Regions from separate parts of the Homo sapiens genome. Here region 2 is linked to region 1. A link is a contact called in ENCODE Hi-C or POLR2A ChIA-PET data. All regions are on one chromosome and are shown on one strand. The core of a region is the stretch at or near the end of the contact, and the rest is flanking DNA. Distances in the headings are between cores, read along the strand shown. Region 1 overlaps DOCK1 (dedicator of cytokinesis 1). Region 2 overlaps DOCK1 (dedicator of cytokinesis 1).

Evidence for each region. Hi-C counts contacts between places; a loop is a spot of excess contacts on that map. ChIA-PET counts read pairs that join two places held with the same protein, here RNA polymerase II (POLR2A). Pooled maps may share reads with other maps.
Region 2: a map of PC-9 shows a loop between it and region 1 (4-fold over the local background). The contact joins two enhancer-like sites. A Hi-C loop is called at or near these places in 1 of 168 maps with a recorded cell type or tissue (PC-9) and 1 of 50 pooled maps. POLR2A ChIA-PET finds 5 or more read pairs at or near these places in 1 of 52 experiments (HEK293).

Annotation. Positions count from the first base shown.
Region 1 is chr10:127,010,938-127,016,725 of GRCh38, forward strand. It overlaps DOCK1 (dedicator of cytokinesis 1), which reads left to right. Exons shown (of 52, transcript NM_001290223.2): 12 at 1,295-1,437. DOCK1-AS1 (DOCK1 antisense RNA 1) reads right to left here. Exons shown (of 5, transcript NR_188215.1): 3 at 4,986-5,160; 4 at 4,073-4,226; 5 at 2,561-2,780. Among named protein-coding and RNA genes, the nearest start is that of DOCK1-AS1, 13 kb to the right of the region's middle. Within about 2 kb of position 2,539, at least 11 of the 41 ENCODE cell types and tissues checked have a DNase peak (open chromatin) inside an H3K27ac peak, as active enhancers do; they include PC-9, where a contact is called at or near this core.
Region 2 is chr10:127,146,166-127,152,775 of GRCh38, forward strand. All of the region lies in intron 27 of DOCK1 (dedicator of cytokinesis 1), which reads left to right. All of the region lies in intron 5 of INSYN2A (inhibitory synaptic factor 2A), which reads right to left. Among named protein-coding and RNA genes, the nearest start is that of INSYN2A, 47 kb to the right of the region's middle. RefSeq lists an enhancer at 2,058-3,257. Within about 2 kb of position 2,431, at least 6 of the 41 ENCODE cell types and tissues checked have a DNase peak (open chromatin) inside an H3K27ac peak, as active enhancers do; they include PC-9, where a contact is called at or near this core.

The DNA of each region.
Region 1 (5,788 bases), core at 1,289-3,788:
AAAAACAAAAACAAAAACAAACCCAACCTGAGGGATTGTTTGAAAGGTTAGGGAGGTTATTAGTTTTAGATTCACTGATTTTCACAGAACATGTTATGAGTTGTTTGAGATTGCCTGTGCTTTGACGCCATCTTTTTCTATCTTGTAGTGGAATGTCCACTTGAAAAATATGTTATTCCATGTGTAACTCTTATGTAATTTGTGACTCCATGCTCCATTAAAGGAAGACTAATAGACAGATGAATATTTGAAGTGTTGGAAACAAAAGAACAGCATGATTTTTAATAGCAAAATAAGCAGTGAAACCAGTTCTTTGGGAAATGTCGTGCTAATGAAACCATTTTTTGCTCCATTAAAACTGATTTATTATCTCACAGGGTTGGTTTTAGAGAAGGAAGCACATTGCACATCTCCCTCCCTCCCTGTCTTTTTTAACTTGGTGACGTAAATGACAACAGTCTTCAGTTCCCTCGAGTCATGTGGCTCAAGTGATGGATAGCACTGTCCTTGTTCCCAGGATTGATTTTAAACATTATGGCCATGCTGTCTATTTTCTTGCTCATTTCATAGTGCACTTCGCTGTGCTACATGGTATTTCTATTTGGGCATATGCCCCCCGTTTGTAGCCAGTCTCTCGTACAGCGCAGCATCTGTCACAGGCTCCTGGTTCATGGGCCCTGAAAACGTGGGTGGTCTGTGTTCATAACAGCGCCACACGTGGGACTAGGCAGTGGTGTTCTCCACACACGGTACCATTCTTCTCACATGTAGTCACTTGAGGGACTATTGTGTACGTAGTCCAGGAGGGTAGAGTAGAAAGCCTTTGCAAGCAGTTAGGTTCCAGGGATTTTTTTTTTTTTAAATCTTGATTTTGCTTTTCCCTTTAGATCAACCTGCCCCTTGACCTATGCTATGTTCAGAATTAATTGAAATTGGAGGAATGGCCATAAACATTCTTTGGGATTAAATGCCTTTCAACCATGTGGCTTTCAGACAAGCTCCTTTTTTTAAACACAAGAGTCTGATGGAGATGCAGTGGAGGCCTGGTGCACGTTTATTCCTGGGGAGAGGGTTGCCCTCATTTGCTCTGTTCCCTCTCGTGGTTCAGCATTTTCCTGATCAATGCTTTTCCCTGTTTCTCTTGTCACCTCTCCCATCCTTTGTCGTGCGTTGACTCATGATGCCTCCCTCTCGCACTCGGTGACGATGATCTCTTATGTTCCCTTGTTACCGTGGCCCATGGGTCTCTGTGCCCCTTTGTCTCCTGTGGTCTTGGTCGTCCCGTGCCCTCCAGGCTCGCGTTGGACGACGCCATTCGACACAAGCCGCTGAACATGTCATCCCGTTTTTCACCCAGGGTGGCAGGGGAGAATGACTTCCTTCAGACTGTTATAAACAAAGTCATCGCTGCCAAAGAAGTCAACCACAAGGGGCAGGGTACGTATTTTCCTATTTTGTTTCTATCAGCGTGTATTTGCATGCGTTGGGGCAGTGCTGTCTGGGTTGGTTTTAGTTTGATGTTGATCATGATGGTGGTGATAATGATGGGGATGACAGTGATCGTGGTGGAGAATGTGTGTGACAGTTGCCCCTGTGTACAGTGCATGATGGTTTTCTTGCCCGTCACCTTTGTGAACATTGCTGAGAGCCCACTCCTGGATGGAGAGTGGGGTCAGATTAGAAGTTTAGAGGAACATGCAGGCGGTAGGCGTAACTCCCTCTGCCCGTGTTGTGTGCTAATCTTTGCCTGTTCTGGGTCTTCCCTGCTGGTCTCCCTAAGAAGGTGATTTCATTTGTGCAGACTTGCTCCCCTGAGTTCTGTCATTTAAGTGATTTCTCCGCCCCTACACTCCGCCTCACACTCACTGTTTTTAATCCTGCACTGACACGTTTCTGAGCAGCTGACCTGCTGCTGGCAGAAGGAATGAATCAGTCACCTCGGGCTGGTGACAGTTGGCACTTGGCTGGCCAGGAGGGCTGCCAGGAAACAACTGTGACTGAGGCCCCGCCTCCAGCCCAAGGGGAAGTCACCTTCAGAACTTGACCGTCTCACTCCCTGATCCATGCAGACTGCCCGTAAACGCGGTAGAGCTTAGGTGAACAGACCTGCTTCATCGTCCAGCTACCTTATGTCACTAGACTTTTAAAAAACAATTATCTTGATTCATTTCCACTGTTCTAAAGGAGAATGTGAATTGAGCCTGAAGAATGTTTTAGAGAATGAGCCTTCCTAGGGATCTGCAGGGACCTCCAGCTTTCTTCTGGTGTGAACTACCCCCCTTTCTGGCAAACAGTAGCAGGACAAAAACCCCAACCCAGAACGTTAATGAGATGTGGCCTCTGCAGACAGAGCGATTTTCAGCTGACCCAGGACCCATCTTCTCCTAAATTAACAGCCCTCCCAATTTACACTTTAATTGAAAACCACGGGGAGGTCCAATTAGGGCTGTTTAGATTGGAGTCACTCTCAGGCTGGGAGTGCCAGTGCAAAGGTTGCCAGCCGATCCTTCAGTGCTTCGAGCTGGGACTGCCCTCGGATCTCCAGTTTCTTTTGCAGTCATCGGAGTTTTGATAAACTTTTATTAGAGTCATTCAGGGAAAGTGGAGTTTGGTGTCAGGCCAGCAGGAAATCACTGGGAAAGAGGACCAGAAGCCTGCCTCTGCCAGGCTCACTGGTGTGTGGCCAGGATCTTTGAAGCCGGCGAACCTTGGGCTCATGTCCGGGGGTCCAGTTCCTTGAACTTCTGGGAGGAGTGGGCATTTTCAAGTCACAGTGAAAACTGAGGGAGAAGAACAGTGATAGTTTTGTCAAGGGGATCACAGGTGACTTCCTGAATCAGAATGGCCTTAGGCAACATGACTAGTGCTTGTTTTCCTTGAACCTGAATTTTCTCCAGGGCACAATGGTGGGTGGAATTCAGGTCAGAGGTGAGTGATGTGGCCAGTGAGGGCAGCCACACAGATCGGCCGCCGGGACTGCAGGGCGCTGCCCACCGGCGCTCATTTTATCACCAGCAGCCCAGGCTTAACCTGATCCTTGCTTGTCTGTCAAGTGACTGTTAGCGGCCCCAGGAGTGGAAGGGACATGGAGGAGATACTCATCTTCAGAGAGAACCACTGGGTTTTTTCACACCTCTGTCCACATGCGCCTCCTGTCTCTTGAGCTCACCACTTGGCCTTGGCCAGTTTTTGGTTTATGCCAACATGTTTCCTCTTCACAAGAGACAAAAATCCTGAATATTTAATCCAAATTATTCTGATCCCTGAACCCAGAGGTGTGGGACATTTTATGTGGACAGTGAATTCATGAAGACTCCAGACATCTGGTTCTGTTGTTTGAGATAGAATGTATGCTAATCCTCTTTGTTTTTAGTTATTCTGCTTAAGCAAATGTCAACCCCAAATGCACTTTTTTCTCCTGTGAGAAAAGCATTTAAAACACAGCATAATCAGGAACATTTAATTTCCATTTTTAAAGCGTGTGGTAATAAATTTAATGTGTCACTAGTGCATTAGTTTATGTATTAAGATATTTGCGCAGGCCGGCGTTTCTGAGAAAGGTGTTTGAAACACAGGATTTCTAATATTAAGTGTTAAGTGTTCCATCCTCATGTCTCAACCTTTGACCTCTGTAGATAATGACCTCACCACATCCTGCAATCCTTCAAAGAGCATCTTTCTGTAAGATATATTTTGTGGACATTCATTCTCCAGGGAGGCTTTTGGACTCAAACTCCTGAGATTTGAGAAACTCTTAGCTGCATCCTGGTGTCCCAGGGAAGACCAGCTCCCTGTGAGCCACGGTGCCAGTTCCTCAGGCTCTTCTGTCAGGGTCTGGGCTTTGGTTTGCTCTCCCGGAGGCCAGGGCTGGGGGTTAGGGTGAGGAAGTGCCTGGCCCTTTGCCCATCTGTCTGCTTACCTATTCTGCAGGTCTGGAGCTGCTGTTAGCTCAGGGTGCTTTTGTGTGAATTAGAAAAAGGGGCCTCATCAACCAGGTGAGTAGGGAGATGCAGCCAGCGCCAGGACCTGTGGCTCTGTGAGCGAGTAGAGGCAGGGTTTAGCTCCCACTTGCCTTTTGTGGTCACTTGTCTAGTGAAATGCACATTCTGGGCAGTGGTACATGTGCTCCTGTCTGGGTGCCATCCCCGATACCTCTTTGGGGACCGCTTTCTATTGGTGGTTCTTCCTTCTTCAAACTCTCCCTCCCATGATCTGGAATTTCATATCTTAAAAAGAAAGGAAAAAGAAAAAAAATATTTAAAAAAAAAAAGGAAAGAAAAGAAACACCAAGAAGCAGTCCTACCCTGAGTAATACATCTGTCTCTGTCTATGTGGCCTCTCCCTCTGGTCTTCGTCTCCCATTCATCTTCACCCTTCTGCCTCCCAGCATCGGCCCTCTCCCTGAGCGCCCCCGCCCCCTCTGCCCCCGTCTCCCACCAGGAGCCCTGTGGCTGCATGGGCACCATCTGTCCCAGTTTTCCATTTCCCCTGTTATCTCTGAGGTCTCTGTCCCCTTGTGAGCTCTCAAAGTGGGCCTTTCTCCTGCCTCTTCGGGGCTCTTCTTTCCTTCCCCACTCTGGGTGCTTGCCCTTCAGGCAGCTCTGCCTGGAGCGAGCGGGTCTTCCTATTTCAAGGAACGGTGCCCCCGGGACTTGCTAGTGGTTGTGCCTGCAAGGGGCACCGTCTCTGTAAGCTGCGCCTCCTCCTACCCCAACTCCCCGTGGTTCTGCTGACTTGACCTTCACGCTGGTCCCTCTCCCACCCTCCATAGTGGCATTCACGTCCTGCCAGCCAGCTAGGATCATGCGGTGGCCTCCCTGCTGCGATTCCATCCCCACTGTGCTCTGTTCTCCTGCCTACCCATTCCCTGTAGCCACAGGGTGTCAGGTCAGAGCCTGACTCTTGTTCCTGAGCCCCACTCTGGGTGCCCCCCATCCTTCAGATAGACCACAGTCCCTGCCACCCCAGCCTCCGCACTGTCTTACCACAGCGTCTGGGGGCTCCACCTCCCCTGGGTGAGGACAGGCCTGCAGTTCCCTCACTTCCTGCAGGTCTCAGCCCCGAAGTCCCTTCCTCTGTGACCCTTGAGACTGTGGTCCCAGGATGCCTTGCAGTGTGCTCAGGACTTCTCCCGTGAGAACTTCGCAGTTGCATATTTCTCTAAGAGACCATGGAGTTAGTGTTTGACCGTTGGCAATGGAAGCTAAACACCTGTCAGGGGAGGTCGTGAGGGTCTGCCCTATGTCTCCAGTAGGTGCAGTGCCCAGTATTTGCCTGGCACATAGTAGGTGCTCAGTAGCTACTTTTGAATAAATTAGAGGGACTCACTAGATAGCAAGAGGAAAGGGGGTTTCACCAGCTGGCAAAGAACAAAACATCATCAGTGACTTTTGACTTCTCAGCTCCAGCTAATGGAAATCTGAGCAAAGGAGAATGCCATTTCCAGGATAGCGGATATAGGAATGGGCAGCCAGAGGACAGGGCGTGAGGTGCGGGATTGAATCAAGCAGGGCTGCTCCCGTCAGGGACAGCCGGAGGTGCCGGCACCGCTGTCGGTTACCTCCCAGTGCTGCTCAGAAGGCAGGCTGCTGGAGAACAGGCCTGTGACTGTCTCAGTTCCTTCCACGCAGGGCAGGGCGCTGAGCTGAGGGTGATGGAGGGCAGGTTCTGCTCTGGAGGCATCTGAAGAGGGGACAGCTGCACACACACACACATACACACACACACATGCACACATACACACACACAGATACAAATACCACAAACACAGACATACGCACATACACAC
Region 2 (6,610 bases), core at 1,181-3,680, 140 kb after region 1:
TGGACATTGGTAAATGCCTCCTTAACTTTGACCTTGGGGTATAACCAAAGGCTGGGACTATCAGTATAATTAGCCTTTCTCTGCTAATAAATTTTAACTAATTGTTTCACAAATAATATGTTGAGATGGGTAATCAGTTTTAGTTACAGTTAATGGCTGTAACAAGTTTCCTAGCATCTAAATAAGAGAATTAAGGCATTGCTAAACATTAGTAAAAATGACTAAACCTAAATCCGTACATATTCGAGGGACATAAATAATATATTTTTGGATTTCAAATAGAAAAGAAAAAACTTGGATTATTAGCTTTGGGAATTTTCAAGAAGAATTTAGAGATCTGTCAGAATCATTCTTTTTTCCTGACTTCATTAAACAAAAGTATTTCCTTACCCCAGAATAACATTGTGTATGTAAGGTGTTATCCAGGGATTCCTTTCTCTCATCTTCCTACCCTGTCACTCACCATAAATACTAAGAACAGAGCACTAAACATTAGGCAAAAGGCGAATTTCCCCCACCTCAGTTCATGCTGCTAAAGAACTTAATATGCACAAGTGGTGGTCATTGAAGCAGGGCTGGAAAGGGCACTTCCATGAAGAGATAATCGCTGAATGACAAAGGCTGCAGAGACTCCACTCCAAGTGGGCTCCGGACAGGCTGGAATTGGCACGGATTCTGCATACAAATGCAATTACCACTCTTAACAATAGGTCTCCATTAGTCAGGAGGTGCCCGGTTCTGCCGGCTGTCTTGATCGTGCACTATCCTGACCAGCTTTCTTTTTGCAATACACTCGGAATCAGTGAAGTGCCAGTGTGCGTGATTTTATCTAGAACTCTTTGCACCCTCTGTTTTGTGGTCTTATTGGTGTTGTAATACATTACCAAGAATGATGTGAGAAAATACAACCCATCACTTTTGTGAATTCTTCATTCAGTCTCATAATGTTAGATATTTTCCTCATCTTTCCTGAAATCCTCCAGTCATTTGGGGAAGGAACTTGCCTTCTTTTGGAGCTTCCTACTTGAGAAGCCGTCAAGGATTGTGGTGGACTGGGATGTTCTCCAGCCTGTCTAAGGGGGAGTGTTCACGGGTCGCGAGGTTTCCCATCCATCCTTGGGGGTGCCCTGGCTGTTTGTCCTCCTAGTTCCTGCCAGTTGTTCCTAACGCCGTAGCCTGGAGGGCTCTAGAGAGGCCATCCAAATCCTCCCTAACCTGGCCTCCCTCCACGATTATCTTGTTTTCTTTGGAGTCTGCTTTGCCAGGTCGGGCACCCTGGCTTCCTTCACCTCCTCCTCGCCTGCCTTTTACGTCCTTGCACCTGTGGCTCTCACCTTCCATACAGAGGGCTCTCTCTCGCCAGAGCTCTGTCCTTACCCTCATCCCGGGGTCCCAGGGTAAGGGGCATGCATGGAGGTGTCTTCAGCAGCTTCACACTCCTCCCAGTCTCCCAGGGCCTGGTGCAGAACTTGTCCTTAGGAGGTCCCTTGAAAAACACCTGTTCAATTAATACCCTTTAGGACCCCAAATGGAAAGGGCTAAGGCATTTTTATCAAAGTGGTTGTTTAAAATTCCACCTGTCCTTGTCTGGGCACGGTGGCTCATGCCTGTAATCCTAGCACTTTGGGAAGTCGAGGCGGGTGGATCATGAGGTCAGGAGTTTGAGAACAGCCTGGCCAATATGGTGAAACCCCATCTCTACTAAAAATACAAAAATTAGCCAGGATTGGCGGTGCGCGCACGTAGTCCCAGCTACTCGGGAGGCTGAGGCAGAAGAATTGCTTCAACCCAGGAGGAGGAGGGTGCAGTGAGCCGAGATTGCACCACTGCACTCCAGCCTGGGCAACAGAGTGAGACTCTGTCTCAAAAAAAAAAAAAAAAAAAAAAAAAAAAATTCCACCTGTCCTTGACCATCATGGATCATATCAAACAGTGAAAGCATGGAGTACACAGCAATGCGTTTCACAAGCTCCCCCTCTCTGATGTCAGACAAGTGGTGTGGAGCCTTGTGGCGTTCCCATCCAGTCAGGTTCCAAGCCCACTCATTGATCCACTGCAGAATTATTAGTGTCACTTGAGGCCACTTTGTGTGGTGGCTGTGATGATCCAGAAATGAAGCAGACACAGCGTGCTCCGGGAGGATGTGGTCACTCAGGGCTTGCAACTGATGGTAGGAATTCTACCACTTGACGAGAAGATTCTAAATTCTGGGAGAGATGCTGTTTAATGAATCTGAGTCAGAATTCCTGTTATGTTTTAAATCTTGCTTTCATCTCCAAAAGCCCTTGGATTGCAGTTGGTCCATGTTATTTTCATGAAAATGTACACATTAGAATTCAGGCCATTTTGTCGCAGTACTATGTTACAAATTAACCATTTCAGCGAAGGAGAGAATGGCTGGTTTGCCGATGATGTTTCATTGTTCCTTTCTGAAACCACATCCGAACAAAAGCTGAATCATCCGTGGTGTGACTCATCAGATTAGTCCGACAAAAGAATTACCAAAATAGGGCTGGAGAGAAGAAATTTCAGCTGCTTATGAGCAAAGATTATATTAGTAATTTATCCACAAAACATTTTCTGAAATAATTACGGCATATTTTGACAAGAAATATGGAAGATAAGCCAGAAAAGTTTTCCTAAAGAAAACGGAAACTGGAATCTCTTTTAATCTTCTTTCATGCTGAGATGGTTTTAATTAGAGTAGCACAGTCGGTCTGCATCACAACCGAAGGGATGTCTGTCATCTTAGAAAAAGATGTAGCTGTGTCAACCATCTCAAAATTTGTCAGAAAGATCACGTTTGGTACTTGGGGTTTCAGTGGTCTAGGAGGAAGCCCATCAATCCTCTGCCGAAGAAGTGTTACTCAGCTCTGAGTCAATAGATTTGCCAATAAGGGAGAGGTGTTTTTCAGCTGAGGAATGCCTTGTGACTCTCCACACTTTTACCCTTCTGTGCAGTCTCTTGAAACCCATAGTTACATCCCTTGCATAATTGTAAAAAGCAGCTCCTGGGATTTCAGATCTGGAAGGGACCTTGATGATCCCTTAGTGCAACCCCAGAGGACCTGGAGACTGAACAGACACCCCACCCAAGAGAGAGGGCAGAGAAGCTCAGCCCTAACCTTGCAGGTACGCGGCAGGCTCTCACGGGCTGATGTTTCTCACCTTTCGCTTGTCGTACTGGTGGTTTTCCCCCCGCCTTGAAATTGCATCAAGACCGTTTGTCCTTTTGATGCTTTTCCCTAGTCCTCTATATTTCCATGACAGAATTATTTTTCACAGAGAAATATGTACCGCCTCCCATGGCAAAGGTACCCATTTATTACAGGCCTGTGGTGCTAAAGCCCCAGGCAGCCGGGTCTTGAACACAGTATCCTTTTCATCTCCCTGGGCCAGGCATTACTGGAAACACGGTGGATAGCTATGCTGCTCGGAGAGGGTAATTGGGTTTCGAGTGAAAAGTGGTGTTTAAATGCAAGACAGGCAGGGTCAAATTCATTTCCCTCCAGGGCTTTTGGCCTTCCAGAAAGCAGGGTATGACATTACAATGTGTGAACACTGGCAGCTGTGATGGCCCCACGTGTTCTCAAGCCTCTGGGACAACCACAGTCATGTGACATTTTAAGATTTATTTTGAAATTCCTTTAAGCTACCCAATCCCGGGGTGTTCCAGGCATCCCATGGTGCATATGGAGAAGTGGGTTGTAATGGTGGTGTAGGGACTCACAGGAAAGTTCCTGAACTCCCGGATTCAGGTCCTTGCAACTAAGAGCCAGGCTTTGATCTGACAGCAAGGACTGTAACCTGAGCTATACTTTCCCCTGCTGCTGGAATTGTGTTTCTACAGATTCATATGCAGGAATTCAAGGAGGACTTGGCTGTAAGTTTGCATGGGAGAACAAGACATGGATGTAGATTTGTAAAGCCTTTGAAATTTGGAGACACCCTCTGGCTCACTTGGAGTCTATACTTCCGAGATGCTGTGGCCACCCATGTACACTGCTACTGAGTCACCTGAATAGGTGACTCCTCCTGCCCAAGGAACTCACTGGGTTCTGAACACTTTTCTACCGAAGAAACTTCTATTCTTAAGCTTCTGACATTTGGGGGTGACTCACAGAACTGACCGCAAGCTGCGAGGTCATCCAGCTCAATCCCCATTGCTCACCCTCCCCTTTCTCTTTGCTCAGTGGGACCCTGAGGGAAGTGACCCTGTGTATCAGCAACTCTCAGCCACCAGGGCAGAATCACACAGACCAGTGCTTGGTAGTCAGATAGGATTACATAAGCCCTCTTAGCTGATGTGCTAGATTAACCATATGGCCCTGTCCTTTCACGACATAAGTGGTGCACCCATGATGCTGGGACCCTTAACTAACTGGCTTCTCTGTCTTTGTCCTGTGACTCTCTGTCCTTACTTCTCAAGGTTCATGCTTACCAAGAGGATGCTAGATTTGTTCCTGGACCTGTTTATACAATTAGTACTCACTATTGAAATGATGTGATTATTGAATGTCATGCAAACCACTGAGGCATGAGAAGATAGTCATTGCTGTGGATTCAGTGCTTTGGAAAGAGTGGGGTACCACAAAATATTCAATGAAAAAGGTAGAGACAGGTCAAGTATGGATTCAGAAGGATTCTGATCTCAGATTCTGCCACAGGACTTTGCTCCACTTTAAAGACAGGAAAATTGGTGTGGCTCATGGCAGATCATTTGAAACTGTAGTGGGGGTGCCACATTCAAAGAAAACGTCTGGGCCTCACCTCTAAAGGCTGCCCTAACTTGAAATCATTCAAATGGGAGATTTCAATTCATGCGATTCAAATTAAAATAACATGTTTAAGTTAGGTACGTGTCAATTTTTTATGATTTCCCCATTGATTGATTTTTCAATTAATGGACCAGAAGTGAACTTTCACTCCCTTTATCATCTCTTCCTGCAGACCTCAGAAAACTCTTATCCAACATAATAACCACCTTAAGAGTAATCGTTAAACTTTAATTATTTCCATTATAACATGATAGGGAGTTTAGGAAGCAGCATTTGATGAGCTATGTTCCACTTGGTAGTCACAGTGCAGTCTTTATTTGAATACTAGTTCATTTCTTGAGTTTCACACTAGTTTATTTCATTGACAGGACTCAATGAAATAAAGACTTTGGGAGGCAGCAGGAGTCCAGCCGAAATATTACTCTGCAGACTGTCCTGGGACCAAAAGCCTTCCAGTGTAACTTCTGTTTGTAGCAGAAGTTTGGCTGTTGTAGGGATGTTTTGTCATTGTGACCACTCCAAAGGGAGTGATTTTAAAAATCAGGAAAGAAAGATCTAAAACTCCACTCTTCCTCAAACACTACCTCTTCTAGAATGCCTCTCCCATTTATAAGGGGGTGACAGTCGGGTCTGCAGGCTACCGAGGGCCACATCTCTATTCAGTTTCTGAAGATGCCACCCAAATCACCCGTCTGTAAAATCACATCTGCAGTAAAAGTTCTCGATGAGTAGTCATGCATTTTCCCTGCTCGTATGAGATAACCAGAGCGATCACAGTGCCTCGCCCTCTACCTAGTGAGTCTTCCTAAGTCTTGGCAAATTCCTGTGGTGCTTGGTCACTCGCAGTTCTTCTAGCAAGTGGACCAGTGGCTGATGTATTCGGATTCATGTAGAGTGATGTTTGAGCCAGTTCAAAACAGTGACCACTCGAGTCATTCCTGAAAGGACAGATTTCTGTCCTTCAGAGACTTATTCAGTCACTTTTAATGTCACTTTTTATAGGAGTGAATTCTGGATTTAGAGCTAAGTTCATTTAAATTATTTCAGTTAGGTTAAACAGTGTTCACATATATATATATATTTTTTTTCGATCACCCACAGAATATTACGTAGGTTTAGGCTGAACAGCTCATTCTCTGAACCTACCCTGGATGTCTTGACTCACTGTTGCTTGGTTGCGTTAAAGACGGTATGAGCTTTAGCTTCCAAACTAACAGAAGCTGAACTCTGAGTACGTGCCAGGTCATCTACACTCTGCACTTCCTAACGTACTGATGTTCACGGAGGGTCATTTTATGTCAGTGTTACAGCCCTTTGTTGTTGATTCAAAATTCTCTTTTGCAAGATGAGTGGAGTGAAAAGTTTCCCATTAAGCAAACTTCTCTGATCTGTTGCTATCATTGAGTTTCTAATTTGGAGGAATTGTTGAAGAAAAGACCTGCATGGATGCCTCATTTTAACCTCCTCACTGGCAATTGCCAAGAACAGTCAGCAGCTTGGCGTGCCATGCCAGGCTGCTGCAGGGGCCCCTCCTCCCTTCCTGCTGCCAGGAGGCCTTACCAGCTTGTGTGTGCCTCTTACAACACTCTAAGGTGGGGGTGGTTTCAGTAAGGTAGGCTTTCTCAACCTCAGCACTATTGACATTTGGGACTGGATAGCTCTTGGTTGTGGGGGTTGCCCTGTGCAGGCAGCATAGGATGTCAGCAGCATTCCTGGCCTCTACCTGCTGCATAACCGGCAGCAGCTCCTCAGTTGTGGCAACTGAAAACGTCTCCTTCCAGACTTTGCAAATGGCCCATTGGTTCAGAACCTCTGAGGTTAAGGAATGTGCT